2 separate regions of the Homo sapiens genome follow, and region 2 is linked to region 1. The links are chromatin loops, found by intact Hi-C in ENCODE. Cell type or tissue: GM12878. All regions are shown on one strand. Links, peaks and the distances in the headings refer to the core of each region. The heading gives the core; the rest is flanking DNA.

What was found. Peaks named below come from ENCODE experiments on the same cell type or tissue, not always from the same donor. Only the 100,000 strongest peaks of a DNase experiment are listed, where the experiment ranks them.
Region 2: a loop joins it to region 1, with 12 times the contacts of the local background. A loop is called at or near these places in 58 of 110 quality-filtered maps.

The regions. Positions count from the first base shown.
Region 1 is chr3:168,206,574-168,214,921 of GRCh38, reverse strand. No RefSeq gene overlaps it. Among named protein-coding and RNA genes, the nearest start is that of GOLIM4, 110 kb to the right of the region's middle. RefSeq lists an enhancer at 770-889. In GM12878, for the core only: a CTCF peak has its summit at 3,428 (motif pointing left); DNase peaks (open chromatin) are centred at 566 and 751.
Region 2 is chr3:168,463,061-168,471,408 of GRCh38, reverse strand. It overlaps the pseudogene EGFEM1P. Among named protein-coding and RNA genes, the nearest start is that of MIR551B, 85 kb to the left of the region's middle. In GM12878, for the core only: a CTCF peak has its summit at 3,883 (motif pointing right); a DNase peak (open chromatin) is centred at 3,908; H3K27ac peaks cover 242 bases.

The DNA of each region.
Region 1 (8,348 bases), core at 104-8,103:
GTCAGGAGTTCGAGACCAGCCTGGCCAACGTGGTGAAACCCCATTCTACAAAAAATGCAAAAATTCACTGGGTGTGGTGGCTGGCGCCTGTAATTCCAGCTACTCGGGAGGCTGAGGTAGGAGAATTGCTTGAACCCAGGAGATGGAGGCTGCAGTGAGCCAAGATCATGCCACTGCACTCCAGCATGGGTGACAAGAGTGAGACTGTGACTCAAAAAAAAAAAAAAACAAAAGAAAAGAAAAAGAAAGTATAGTATACATGTTTATTTCTGTCATATGCAATTTTCTATGCACTTTTAACCCTGTGTGGTGCTAAAGCAAATATCAATGACCTAAATTATCTAGGTAGAACTCTGTTTAAGGCAAAATTGTACATTTGAAAAATGCTTTCATTGATGTCCCTTATTTTTTGCTACTGCTCTGCTGAATTCTAATATCCTCAGCCCTCTCCAAACCCTCATGATCTCTGAGGTAGTGTCTCATATTGTGTCCTCTGGCATAGCCTAAGACCACCCCCAAAACTCATTTGCCATGTTTTTCAAACTTTTAGGACATATATACTGAATTATACTAATATGTTAACTAAAAGATATGTCCCACTTCCACTTTATATAAAATACCCATAAAAACTTAACACAATTTTCTGGTAGGCCTTAAAGGCATGACTAATCACAGGAGTTTTCGGCACCATGGCACCGCAATGGGCCTTTCAGCTCTCCTTAAATGACCCTCTATAGGGAGCTGCCTATCCCTTTTGTAGAGTTAGCACTGTCTCCAGGAAAGGAAACCATCATACAGGCGATGGTTAAAAACAAAAACGAAACCAAAACAACAACAAAAAACCCAACAGTCATCACTGACCCCTGTCCCTTAGCAAATTCTTTCAGGATATATAATAAGCCAAAGGTGCCCTTTGCTGAATTTTTACTACTGAGCTCTGCATGGTTCTCCAGTGAGTACTGTGTAACTACAAAACAACCTTACTTTGGTTTTATAGCATCTAATCCCAAGCTTAGAAAGCCAGCAGTTTCTGTAATTCAATGCACCATTTTCCTTTACTAAATTTTGCATTGTGTTATTACACTTGTTTGTTGAGTCCCTTAGGATATATGGATTAAAATGGCTATTAGAGTAACTTTCATTTCTATTTAATTGAAAGTTGCTGGTCGGACAAGTGTTCTATGTAATTGTTCACATGGGATGTTAAAAAAAAAAAATCCATACTGTATTTTCCCAGACCTAAGCAGATCTGTAGGATTTTCTTCAACTTTGATATGTACTTTTTCCCCAAGCCAACTCTGAACTAAATGACCTCACCAGTTTAGTTAAGCTCTAACCTGGAAAAGGTTTTGCTCTTGAGATTCTTTTGTGAGTTTAAGCCTTTCTTTTCAAATTGATTGGTGGATGAGAAATTTGAACATTCAAGTCTCTATGAGGAATGATTTTTTTTAAATCAAATAACTCTAATTTCATATGGCTCTTTGTAATAACTTTTTATAATGTCATTCATTCTATCCATTGTTCCCACTTGTTTTCCATTTAGAGAATGAAATTCAGCATTTGTTAAAATGAAGTACCCGATAAACAATTATACTTAATGTGTATTTTCTCTTTTTCTGTCTCTTAGTGTATTGAAGTTATGGATTCAGACAGAATCTCTTTGCGAATGTGGACAGCAGACTGCACTCTGTCTTTTCATGCTGTCATATTCCTTTGTTGATATCTCTGTTTTAAGATGAGTTTGCCCCATGCATCACCAATTGTCTTTTGTTTTCACCCTGTAGGGAAGACTGGGCTAATCCATATGTCACTATGAAACTTCAGGCCTCTCTGTTTGACAGGTAGCAAGCCTGACAGCAATCTATTGAAAATGCATTTTAGACAGCAATCTATTGAAAATGCATTTTAGGCAATCATTTTTCCAGTCTAATTTACTCTTAATAAAATGACTTTGAAGACAAGAGGTCCACTCTGTGTTGGTTTGTTTCTTTCAGATAATTACATTTTGAGAAAGACACACTGACAGTTTTCACAAATACAAGATGATGAAATTCCCTTGGGAATGAAATGAGATAGCTTCACAATAAATAGCATCTTTTAGCCTAAGTGATCCCAAAGCACTTTGGCAACTGTGGACATTCATGTGACTCCCCAGGCGAAGAGAAGCAGCCAGACGTTTATCCAAGTCCTACAGCAAGACACATTCTATTCCATGCAATGGAAAAACACAGCACTAACCCTCCCCCCATGCACACACATCTTTACAAAATAAGGAATATTTCTGTATTGTATGTATATGTATGTGTATGTTACAATTGCTGGCAAAAGACTACAAATACATATGCATACAAAATATAAAACTGTATACATAAAAGCAATAGCATCAAACTATTTTTAACATGGCTTCATTTTAAAAATTCACTTGATGCTGCACATTTATTCAGAAATTGTTTTTTCTCCCTCCAAAGAAAATAATAATAATAGTTAATATCTACTGTCCCTTTATCCACATTCTGTTACCCTCGATAAGTCATTAATCAGATCTCCAAATTGAAAGAACAACTCCTTATAGAATTTACCTCACATAACATTTTGATTACATTTTGCCAAATGGATACATAATCATCCAGTAAAGAGTGTTAATTTATAAGGTGGGTGGTATTTTTTAAGCCATTACAATTTTGCTAAAATTTTAAAAACCCTCAAAGATTCTTAAACTGTATCATCAGGACCATCAGCTATTAATTATGTTGATTGAACAAAAACTGTCTATTCTACACTTAAAACATAATACAAAGAAGATACATTTGTTTTAATAACTTAAATGTTCATCTATGTTATTTTTGCTATATCAATAATAATTAGATTTTAAAATGGAAGAAAAATACAATTACATTTTAAAATTGGGAAAGAATGGTTAATTTTACTTCTCTGTTTAGCTAGGATACTGAATTCATAGATTCATTTTTACTTATATTAATTATCATTTTGATAAAAGACAGCAATGGTATTGTTATTCTTGCCAAAATGAAGTTCAGTAACAGAACCTTAACACTGAGAAAAGAACAGTGAAGCAAACATGACTGAGTGAAAATGACTGAGTCCCTGGGAATATTCGTGTCCCTCATTTAGCTCTTTAGCACGATTCTAAAGAGGAAAAAATAAAGACCTTTTCCCAGGAAAGGTTTCTCTCTCTCTCTCTCTCTCTCTCTCTCTCTCTCTCTCTCTCTCCTTCCCTCTCTCTCTCTGCCAATAAAAAGCAACACCACCACAGATTCTGGGAAGTTGGTGTATGAATTTTCATTTGTTGAACTTGCACCGGAGGCTGTGCTAGTCTCAGAATAGTGGAAGGTTTGGATTTCTCCCCCTCAAAATTCGAACTAATATTTAAAATATAATGTTTTGGTGCCATCTGGTGTATAAATTGCAGGTTTGCAGCTTCACTTAAGCATCTAATAAAATGCTTCTGAGGAAGGACAAAAGAAAAAGCCAGAAGAATGAAGAAATTATTAATCTTCACGTGTCACAAATAATGTGAAGCCAGTCACAAGATATGCTGGGAATTAGTGGTTACGAGATGGAGGAGAGGCAGAAGTCAAGGTGGAGGGACGAGGGAATGGGAGCAAGTGGTGTTGAAGCCAAACTAGCAAGAGCTCAAACAAGGACAGAGCAGCAGTATGGGCCTCATGTATCAGGAGGGCCACACATTGTTGTCTGAGTCAAGGTCACAAGCCTAAAGCATCTGAGCCACCTGAAGTCTATCTGGGCAGCTGGACTCCTTCTGGGATCCGTGGAAAGGTGGGAAAGGTCAAATCTTAGGGGCCAAAGGTCATTTCCAGCAAATGACTCTGGACAGCAGCAATTGGTCAGAGTCCGTGAAGACTCAGTTTTCCCAGTGGAAAATAATTGAGGCAGAAATTGAAAAATTGGGGTAGAGTATTGGCAGGAACTGAGTTGAAGGGTCAAAGCTAAAATTCCATTGCCAAAAATCTCTGGGGATTCAAAAGTACCTCAACTCAAAATTCATGTGCTTTCCCGTCATCAATCAAACCCTAAAACAAATAAACAATTAAACAAATAAACAAACTGTTCCTAGTCTTCCTTTTTCAAAGATGGCAAACTATCCAGTTTCCAAGCCAGAAAAATACAGTCTCTTCATGGCATTGCCATTTCTCATGTCCCATATCTAGCCAATCCCAAAGTCTTGTTGATTTCTCCCCTTAAATAAGTTTTGAATCTGCCCATCTCCCATCACTGACACCACCTGGTTTAAGCAACAACTCTTTCACCTGGTTGACAACTTCCTGATTTCTCCACCACCTTCCACTTCTCCTACTTCTAACCTGCTCTCCATAGCATGGTCAGGGCTGTAGTTTCAAAATGCAATCTGATTATGGTGCCACTCTTACTTAAAATGTTTCTGTCACAACCCCCCTCCCTTAGGATAAATGCCAAATTCTAACATGTACTGCAAGTCTCCACATGATCAGGCCTCTATTTTTCTAGTCTGTACTCTGCCTTGCCCCTGTGCACTCAGCTCTAATCACTGTGGCTTTCTTCACAGCCCTTTCTTCCTACTGCAGGATCTTTGCATATGCTACTTCTGCAGCCTAGGCCTTCCTCTCTTCCCACTGCATCTAGTTAACTCCTATTCATCTTTCAGAACTCAGCTCTAGATCCATGATTCTCCCTTGCCTTTTTAAGTAAAAGCCCCAATCTTAAATTTTAATAGCTCCAAATTGTTGCGGGAAGTCAGGGACCCTGAACGGAGGGACCAGCTGAAGCCATGGCAGAAGAACACAAATTGTGAAGATTTCGTGGACATTTATTAGTTCCCCAAATTAATACTTTTATAATTTCTTATGCCTGTCTTTACTGCAATCTCTGAACATAAATTGTGAAGATTTCATGGATACTTATCACTTTCCCAATCAATACCCTTGTGATTTCCTATGACTGTTTTTACTTTAATCTCTTAATGCCATCATCTTCGTAAGCTGAGGAGGATGTATGTCACCTGAGGACCCTGTGTTGATTGCGTTAACTGCACAAATTGTTTGTAAAGCATGTGTGTTTGAACAATATGAAATCTGGGCACCTTGAAAAAAGAACAGGATAACAGCAATGTTCAGGGAACAAGAGAGATAACCTTAAACTCTGACCCCCTGTGAGCCAGGTGGAACAGGGCCATATTTCTCTTCTTTCAAAAGCAAATGGGAGAAATATTGCTGAATTCTTTTTCTCAGCAAGGAATATCCCTGAGAAAGAGAATGCATCCCTGAGGGTAGGCCTCTAAAATGGCCACTTTGGGGGTGGCTGTCTTTTACGGTCGCAGCTAGCTATAGGGATGAAATAAGCCCCAGTCTCCTGTTGCGCTCCCAGGCTTATTAGGACGAGGAAATTACCACCTAATACATTTTGGTCAGACCAGTTGTCTGCTCTCAAACCCTGTCCTGATAAGATGTTATCAATGACAATGCCTGCCCGAAACTTCTTTAGCAATTTTAATTTCACCCCGGTCCTGTAGTCCTGTGATCTCGCCCTGCCTCCATTTACCTTGTGATATCTTATTACCTTGCGAAGCATGTGATCTCTGTGACCCACACCCTATTCGTACACTCCCTCCCCTTTTGAAAATCACTAATAAAAACTTGCCAGTTTTGCGGCTTGGGGGGCATCACAGAACCTGCTGACATGTGATGTCTCGCCTGGACACCTAGCTTTAAAATTTCTCTCTTTTGTACTCTGTCCCTCTATTTCTCAGACTGGCCAACACTTAGGGAAAATAGAAAAGAACCTACGTGAAATATCGGGGGTGAATTTCACCCAATGTCTGGCTGAATTTCCCCCCATACCAAATTTCTCTCATTTGGGCAAAAATCACTCTTGCAATTTTATTCTTAGAAATCATTTGAATATTTATCTCCCCCACCAGAATGTAATTCTTATGAAGACAGAGACTACCTATATTTTGGTTCATTATTATATATCCTGGGACTAACACAGTGCCTGAATTAATAAATACCTGATAAGAAGGAAGAGAGATAGGAAGAAAACAAGGAAAGAATGAAATGTCAGGAAATTATAAAAACTGTTACAATAGTAAAAGCTAATTTTTTCTAAAACTCAATATATAATTAAAAGTTTTCTTAAGAAGATCATCCTGAACCTTCTTTATAATCCAATATATATTGTAAATGCCCTTCTATAATCCTAACAGCTAAAGGCTCATGTAATGTAGTAGTTAGGCATGGCGCTGCTCAGGCCAGACAGCCAGAGGTCCAGTCACAGCTCCTGTGCTTACCAGCTGGAGATCTCAGCCAACTTACCTTCTCCTTTCTAATGCTCAATTCCTTATGCATAAAAGAGGAATAATAGTTCCTGCCTTACAGAGTTGAGAGAAACAAATCAGGTAGCTCAAATGAAGTATTCAGTAAATTCTCAAGCAATACCAGCTTTTATCATCCTCCATGAGTGAACCCTGTTGTAACACCCTATCACTCATGGCCATCAAATCCAGACACATTTCCTTTGCCTCTGCTTTCCCATTCCTTCCCACTTCCTGCCATCTGGGCCCATCACTGCGAAAACACTCCTCACCCTCAAAGACTTCATTCAAATGCTGCCTTCTCTAGAAAGGCTTCCATGCCCCTTTGTAAAAACTCATATATATATTTAGTTAGTATATCCTATGTTGCCCCATTCATACTTGATGAACTCATGCATAACACTTATAATAGGTATATATAACAAGCACCAAATCGTCTAACTTCTGCCTTTACAAATTTTATTTTAAAAAATCATTTAATTACCTACAGTACAAGATACCTAATTTTGGAACTAGATTCATGTCTTTTTGTGCAATTTTCTCAATCCTGTTACTTCCAACTATCGTAATAGTCATGACAATTATTTAGCATTCACCATGTGGCCACATGGTGCTATTTTAAACTCTACCCTAGGGGACTGTGTGGGAAAGTCAAAGGACGGCAAGCAGTAGAGTCTGTGTACTGTGAAGAAAAAAGAAAGGAAAACAGGGATGGAGGAGCAAGTGGCTGGCTGGAGGACAACACATTGCTTGCATCACTGGGAGAGTCCCAGTGCTGGCTTTTGAAGGACACGCAAAAAAAAAAAAACAAACAAAAAAAAACAAATGGGGCTGGATGCGATGGCTCACACCTGTAATCCCAGCACTTTGGGAGGTCGAAGCGGGCGGACCACAAGGTCAGGAGATCGAGACCATCCTGGCTAACGTGGTGAAAACCCGTCTCCACTAAAAATACAAAAAATTAGCCAGGCGTGGTGGCGGGCACCTGAAGTCCCAGTTACTTCCCTTCATGTACACTTGAATTTGTAATCTGAAATGAACACCTGCTACCACTGAAACTTAATAGCTATGTTCAACATTCTGCATTGCACACAGTAGCCTACCATAAATATTTTGGTTTGGGTTTTTTTGCTTGCTTGCTTTTTGTTTTGAGAGAGGTTGATATTACTTGCAATATCGCAGGGGGTGTACAACCCCTGTGAACCCGGCAGGCGGAGGTTGCAGTGAGCCGAGATCGCGCCACTGCACAGCCTGGGCGACAGAGCAAGACTCCGTCTCAAAAACAAAACAAAACAAAAAATTGGCGAGGGTATAGTGAATTTTTATCACCCGCCATGCTCGGTGATCACAATGCCATCTTACAACAGTACCAAAGAAGTGATAACTTTTCTTTCCCTCCTTTCCCACTAGAAGAAGATTCAGATGAGACAGAGAAGAATTTCTCACTTTAAATCAAATTTGGAGTTTTTATTGTTACATGAGAGCAGACTATTTTCAGAACTGAGGTAGTGTTTACAACCTTGAATATCTGAAAGTCTTTTAAATATCCAATATGTAGCAGAAAATTCACCAGTCAGCTTGTATTTCCAACCAGCAGCAGGGAAAGTACTTTCCTACTGAATAAATTTTAAAAGGACAGTGGAAGATAAAAATAAAGATGCTTTCTGATTATATCTCATGAGTGCTGCTTGTTCAACCTGTTATTTACTTTAATTCTCATAATACTATAAGATAATCTTAGTACAACTAAGTACCATTCCCATCTTAAAGATGAGAAACGAATGCATTGAGGGTTTAGGTAAGTTTGGATTCATCATATAAACTCAGTATTTGAGCTCACCTTATGCTTAGCCACTCCACCATAGGTGCTCCAATATATTATAATCTTATGCAAGCACATTAAACTTTTTAAGTTTATTCTTTATATTTACAGTTTCTCTTCTTCTCTTAAATGGGAGTCTACATCAGAGCTCATTTTATTGATTCACTGAAGTTTTTGGCAGCTCCCTGAAAACTGGCT
Region 2 (8,348 bases), core at 179-8,178, 260 kb before region 1:
ACAGAAGGTGCTGGAACTAGTGTGCATGCATGTGTGTGTCTGTGCATGTGCATGTGTGCAAGATACTCATAGTTATTTTCTCAGGTCCTGTTTTGCCACACTGGAAATAAACTAATCATTGGGAATTGCTTAAAACTGAAACGTACTCTGCAATTTTATAAAGCACCCAGAGCACAGAAAAGGTGCTGCACAAATTCTTTTTCCAATTTGCTTCATTAAGCCAATAAACCATAATGGTCCTTCAGGAGAAATCAAACTTTATTGGACGTAGCCAACCAGACTGAAGACAAGAGGGGCTTATAAGTGTGCCTGAAGTATTGGCATATTTTCACTCTGCAAATACCTACAAAAAGTTTTCAAATTTATGTAAAGCTTCTAGCACAGACATATAAATATTGAACCACAGAACTCGCTGTTTCTACATTTTATTACTTGTTTCATCAAAAGGAGTTTTTGAAGGTCTCTTCATCTAATCCCAAGACAATAAAATTACCACAATTAATCTTTACACTAATAAATTGTTTCGATGTATATGTGTGAGTGACCCAGGGAACCACAATTAAAAAACAAATTTGATGAATGGTTAGCTTTTCGGTAGTCAAACATTAAAGCCAAATGGTAGTGTTAACCTGTTTCATTGTTTAATAATAAATCTTAGACTATAACGTGAAAAAAAAAACAGTAACCCTGAATGAAAATTGGCAGGTCATAAAATATTAGAGGCATAATTTCATCTCTAGATAGCATTTCTAAGCAAACAAAGAATGTTCTCTTTCACCATGACGTGGAAAAGGAGTCTCATTATCTCATGCATTCTGCTTTAGATGGACAATCTCTCTGAACAGCTGAGTCATGAGACATTTCAAAGAGGCAGATGAGCTTATTATCCAAAACTTAGAGAAGGCGATAATGACTCGAGATGAATGTACTGGGCTTCATTTTCTGGGATTACCAACTTTAATTAATAGAAATTATCCAGCAGAACAAATAGCTAACTAATGCAAAAGAATGCACCTAAAAAAAACATAAGACAATGAATTCAGTCCTTGCTCACTATCTAAGCATAGATAATTATAAAATGGAGATAGGGGTTATAGGCTTTGGCCTAATATATTTTGTAAGAAATGGACTTGTACTCAGCTAATTAATATAAGCAAGTTCAATACTGTATTGCAAAAATTATGTGAGGTTTAATGAAAATAATTTCAATATTTCCTGATTGCTATGTGTTTGACAGAAAAAATAAACATATGTAGTTATCCTAGTCAGTAACAAAATAATCTCTATTTTTATTTTAAATGATGTCTTTGAGCTCAGAAGTTGTGTTTGCTGACCCGTACCCCTACTTGAGATAGACTTTCTTTCCTGATCAATAAGGAGTGACATCAAAGAGCATAGAAGATTTAGAGAAAGAAGAAGACATAAAATTAACTATTCCTTCTTTGATCTTGTAGTTTCCTGATAATTATCAAGTAAGAGGGCACTGTTACTTTGTTCTTATAACAAAGAGAACCACTTATAAAGGTCAGCAAAAGGATGGACAAGTTACATACTGAAAAAAAAGTGAGAAAGTTAAATTAAGAAATGATTTAAAAGTACACATTTCAACTGATGAAAAGAAGAAAGAGTCCAAAGGCAATAATGTTATGTGAGTTGTTTTAAAACAACTCAAATGAATCAGAGAATCATGCTGTTTCAGGCACGATTCTAATCACTGTTTTTAGGACATTTATGAAAGAGCTCTTTTAATGTTTATAGAAGATATACATTTGAACTGAATTTCAGTATCAAAATCCACATGGTTTGTATATACTTCACAACATAACCTAAACAAACATTGCTTTAGTAAAACGAAATAAAAATAAAGTGTCTCCAAAGAGTTTTATTTTGGTCGAGTAAAAGAGATGATAGTCTTCCACATCAAATTCATATTAAGAAATGTTACTTTCAAAAATGTATAGTGGTTTCTGTAAATCTAATGAAAATATCTACTCCAGACTAACTGAAAGATTAATAAAATCAACAGTGTTTTCAGTCCTATACAGCGAATATTTATCACACGATTGGAGATGCATTTTCGTTCACAGAAATACTGTAAAACTAGTTAATTGACCTCCTGGCATTGCCAATGAGAAGATTTCATTCATAAGCCCAATTCATTTAATTATTTGTACTTAAAATTGAATTAGAGTTTATTTCCTAGTTCCACCACAATAAAAAGGGAATTGAATATACAACTAAATCAAACTGAACTCTGTTGGCATATATAATTAATTAGCTTAGAAATTATTGCCAAGATGGTTACTTAAACCCAATATAAAAAAGTTACCAAAAATGATAACATAAGGATATAATAATTTCATTAGTGTTGAAAATTTGTGATGAACTCAAAGCCCATGCCATAAAATTACCCATTACTTTTCCTTAAAAAACAATTTGTAGTTCAATAGTTAACTCTACTTGGATTTTAACAACCTAAAAAACAAAAATAAAATGAACCTTCTCCTAAGTTCCAAACAACACAGAGTTAATAATGTTCTAATTTAAGTAGGGGAAAATGAGATTCAATCTCATCCGTTACTTTTTAGGAGTTTTGAGCTTGTTTATTGACTGCTATAAATTCTGACTGGAATCCTTACAGATGTAATCATCATGCGACTAATAGAAGCATCAGGTTTTCTTCAGAATGAGAATTTTTCATTTAAAATAAAACTTTATCAAGTCAGTGGTGTTCAAGCCACTAATAAGCTAGTTTGGCAAACAGCTATATTACTCATTTACAATATATTACGGTAAATAAGCTCCAATATAGACTTCTTAAAACTATTTTATTTTTAATAATACACATTCAATATAGAAAATTTTTAAAACATAGAAAATTGTTTAAAAAGCAAATCTCATCACCCAGTGATAATCACTGTTCACATATGACCATTGAAGAGAGCAATTTAAATTGTTTCATTTTGAATAACATCATTTTGGGGATGGTAAGCAGTTTTTGAGTCTAGAAATTTCCCTTAAGGGAATTTTCCTTCTACAAAGGGCCACTTTTGCAAATCTTTTAGTTAATCAGGCATTTGGCTGGTACTTTTACTGGGAAAACTTGCTTCAGATTGAGGTGTTAGTGGTTTTTTGCAGTGTTATAAATTGGCTCTTTTGGTAGGATTGTCATTTACAGAGTTAGAAAATATTTTGTTCCTCAAATCCACATTTGGATTACCCTATGATAAAATTCATTTTTATTCTTCAGTGCATGCTGTGCTATCATATAAGCATTTGGTCACTAAAAAATTAAGAATTCACTCATGGCAGAAGGACATGTCACCCTAATCAAACCTTAACTTTATAATCCAGGGGATCACAACCTGGATGGGGCTGCATCCACAGTAAAATATTTAAAACTGAATGATGTAGGCTTTGCAAAGAGTAGCATAAATATTATAATTATGGAGGTTATGGGAATCCATGCATTTTCCTTATGAGAGAAAATATCCTATGCAGGAGATAAATGTTTCCACCATCCTGCATCCTGGATCAGGATATTCATGGGCGCTGGACTTCAGGCACATAAATGTCTTCCTCCTCTCTCTGTAACTGTAGTACATTTGGGTTCAGACTTTAGATATGAACCTTTCTAGAAACTGTTTCTGGAAGTTGAACTAGTTTAGTATATGGGGACCTCGTGAGAAAGCAGATATGAGGTAATATTTAGGCTTTAAATACAAGGAGCCGCCATTGATAGAAACAAATTTGTGCTGTAGTTCTACTATTCCCAGGCCTTATTAAAATCTGGAATGATTATGTTGTGGGTATTGGTGAGAGTCGGGACCCAACTCCAAGACTAGAGGAGCAGAACTGGTAACAATAACCAGTAGATGGCAGCGAGTCTCTGAAGACTGGAGAACTCACAAGGTCCATCAACAGTGAGGTCAAGACACAATGTCCACAACAAAGGCCAAAGAAGAACCTGTTACAGAGCGTGGGTAGACTGCCCTATGAGAAACTCTTAAAGATAACTCAGAGACCTTTAAGGGCCCTTCTGGCAGGTTGGCTGGTGTGTAGAAATAACATATAATCACATTATAAAGACCTAGGCAAGTGAGGCTGATGGCATATGAGAATGCATGTATAAATGTGTCGTATTTACTTTCAGTTTTACATTCTGCTTTTTCTTTTCACGCCATAAGATTAGTTTCTATATGTGTAACTGAATTGTCATTGAATATATAATTGTCATATATATATAAATATACAATGTCACATTTGATACATATATACATCAATATCATATACATGTTGAGCATCTCTAATTCAAAAATCCAAAATGTCCCCAAATCCAAACCTTTATGAGCACTGACCTTGTGCCACAAGTAAAAAATTCCACACCTGATCTCATGTGATGTGTCTCATTGAAAACACAGGTGCACAACACACAGTTTATTCAGTGTCCCCAAGGGGGTTACAATACAGTGTACAGTAACCTTTTAATCAAAACACATCATTGCAGATGAAGACTGAAAGGCTACCCTTGTTTGCCATCACTGTTGTTTAACAGCTGATAAGGTATTTTGGTGATGCTACTGTGCTGCTTAGTTACCCTGAACACATTATTTTTTCACTTGTATTAATGGTATGCTATATGTTTTACTGTTAAATATTTAATGGGTTAATAAGTGTAAGAAAATGATTGCTTATCTGAAGATGAATTAAGAATCATGAATTACAGTGATGCCAAAAAACCTGGGTGGCCGAGACAGTGACGTTGCTTTCTGTTGGTTAACTGTATACAAATTTTGTTTCATGCACACATTTTTTGAAATATCACATAAAATTGCCTTCAGCTATGTGTATAAAATATATAGGAAACATAAATAATTTTTGTGTTTAGATTTGGTTTCTATCCCCAAGGTACCTCATTATGTATATACAAATATTTCAAAATCCAAAAAATCTGAAATCAGAGGCATTTCTGGCCCCAAGCATTCTGGATAAGAGATACTCAACCTATATATGACATATAAATATATGTGAATATATAACATGAATACATGTATGAAGATATAACTGTCATAAATATATGTTTTTATTGGTTGTGTAACATTACTTTGTACGGATATTCTGAATACTGCAATTTAATCATTTCTCTTATTGCAGACTTAAATTATTTTTTCCTATTAAATAATTTGGCTATATATATATCTTTGAACATAAATACTCTGCAACATCTGTGATTATTTTCCTAACTGAATCAGCATTACCAACTCTGCCTAAGAGGGGTACTCTAAGTCTATATGTAGGACAGGAAATACTGATATCGAAGGAGAAAAAAAAAGTAGTATGCTGTGCATCATAGGGCCTGAAGGGGAAACAGGCATTGAGGCAACTCCTTAATCTCTCATAGCATGGAATGGTATTTTATTTCTGTTCCTGACTTTCAGTCTTCTGTATTCTCCTGGATTTCTCTGCAGAGCCACTTTATTTGCTTACCTATGATTCTTGTTTCCTCAAATCCAGTTTTTGTGTAGATTCAGCTTCCTTGCACTAACTCAAGACCCAGATTAAGACCAACTTTCTTCTCCCTCCACCTAACTGGAATAGGTTCATATTACTTAGTCAAGAGCTCACACTAAAATATCCAGGTAGTATGCTGGTATTATTTGAGTTCACTACTAGTCCAATCATTTGTGGGCGTGGTCTTGTCTTTTAAGGCTGTTGCTACCAGCTGCTGTGACTCATTATAAATCTGCTAAAATGGAAATTGGATTGAATGTTTACAATATTATATCTTCATATGTTGGGGAATGATATTTCTTCATTTGTTTGAGTCTGAATAAATCTACAACAATTTCTGGAGGATATTTATTACTTATTGAATATTAGGGATAATCCTGGATTTTTCCTGTAATTTAGAAGCGATTCATATCTTCTAGTGGTTGTAGATGTGTGGTCTTCTGAGTTCTCCATTTTGTTCCATTGGTCTATGTGTCTGTTTTTTGTACCAGTACCATGCTGTTTTGGTTACTGTAGCCTTGTAGTATAGTTTGAAGTCTGGCAGCGTGATGCCTCCAGCTTTGTTCTTTTTGCTTAGAATTGTCTTGGTTATATGAGCTCTTTTTTCATTCCATATGAATTTTAAAATAGTTTAATTCTGTGAAGAATGTCAATGGTAGTTTAATGGAAATAGCATTTAATCCATAAATTGCTTTGGGCAGTATGACAATTTTCACAATATTGATTCTTCTATCCATGAGCATGGAATGTTTTTCCATTTGTTTGTGTCATCTCTGATTTCTTTGAATAGTGGTTTGTAGTTCTCCTTGAAGAAGTCCTTCACTTCCACTGTTAGCTGTATTCCTAGGTATTTTATTATTTCATGGCAACTGTGAATGGGAGTTCATTCTTGATTTGGCTTTTGGCTTGCCTGTTGGTGCATAGAAATGCTAGCAATTTTTGCACATTGATTTTGTATCCTGAGACTTTGCTGAAGTTGCTTATCAGCTTAAGAAGCTTTTGAGCTGAGACAATGCTGGTTTTCTAGGTATCGGATCTTGTAATCTGCAAACAAAGACAGTTTGACTTCCTCTCTTTACGTTTGAATATCCTTTCTTTTGCTTGCCTGATAGCCCCGACCAGAACTTTCTATACTGTGTTGAATAGGAGTGGTGAGAGGTGGCACATTCTTGTCTTGTGCTGGCTTTCAGGGGAATGCTTCCAGATTTTGCCCATTCAGCATGATATTGGCTGTGCGTTTGTCATATATGGCTCTTATTATTTTGAGGTATGTCCCTTCAATACCTAGTTTCCTGAGAGTTTTTAACATGAAGGATGTTGAATTTTATCAGAGGCCTTTTCTGCATCTATTGAGAAAATCATGTGTTTTTTAGTCTTAGTTCTGTTTATGTGATCACTCACAGTTATTGATTTGTGTATGTTGAGCCAACCTTGCTTCCTGGGGAATGAAGTCTACTTATTTGTGATGGATAAGCTTCTTGATGTGCTTCTGGATTCAATTTGCCAGTATTTTATTGAGAATTTTTGCATCAATGTTCATCAAGGATATCGGCCTGAAGTTCTTTTTTGTTGTTGTATCTCTGCCAGGTTTTAGAATTTTTATGTTGATTCTATTACATCTTCTGGATAAAGAATCATGTTTATTTTCACAAAATGATAATCATATAACTCCTTTTCAATAATTTTATGTCCATTCTGGCCTCCCATCAGAACTCTACAATTGGATAACCAGCTTGTCACTTGAATCTCTACTTAAGGGCTTAATAAATGTATTAATCTTAAACCACATTTTCTCATCCCTAAGCATTTCCTTTCTCATTAAATGATACCACTATCCATCAAATTTCTTAGCCAAAACCACAGGAGTTATCCTTGATTCCTCTTTGATTCTTCACATCTTCAAATCAATCAGTCTGACCTGTTTTTTATCCTCCATAATATATCCCAGTTGAAACATTCCCACCCTTTCTGCTCTGCCCATGCCACACCAAGCCACATTTATTTCTCCTTTGAACTACTATAATAACCTCCTTACTGGCTTCTCTCTCTTTTGTACCCTTCATGCCCCACAATAAAATGGAGCAACCAAGGTTACCTTTCCAAAATGTAAACCCAGATCAAGCCAAACTCCTTCCTAACATCCTCAAATAACATCTCATTTTTCCACACTGGAGAAAACAAAATCTAATGTCCATAAACAGGCAAAGCTATGAGCTGTAAGGCACCAGAACTCTCCTCTGTAGCAAAAATATCTTAAGAGCATAGATCTCTCAGTCTAGGAGAAGGAGGAAATGGACAGAATTCTGGTATACCCTCAGTGTCCTCATTCCTGATGTTCCTGATGCCAGATATACCTCCTAATTCATACATCATATTATTCGGTTACTTAGGCTAACACAATCTTCACTGCTGCTGGAGCTACTCTGAATTGGGTTTCTCTTATTTGTAATGGAATTTCAACCATTCTAAATGATATGTTCTGTTTGGGGCTGAATTTTTAAAACTAGAAGAAGAAAGCCCTTTCCTTCTTTCTTCTTGAGTAATTTCTAACAAGTATTAGTTTTTCTTTAAAACACAATAGATAAGAAGGTTTTTGGAAACATGGCAGAGTAGGAAGCACCTGAAGTCTGTCTCCTCACCTAGACAAAAACGGTACTGGCAGAATCTGTTTGATGTAACTGTTAGAACTCAGGTGTATACTGAAGGCTTGCAACTTCCAGGGTAAGGCTGAAACCAAAAACTGAGGTAAATTTAGGTCAATTTCATCTATTACCATAGTAGCCACTACTCATCCACTTACCCCTTAGCCCTCTGGCAGGAAACTGTGCATGTGCTCC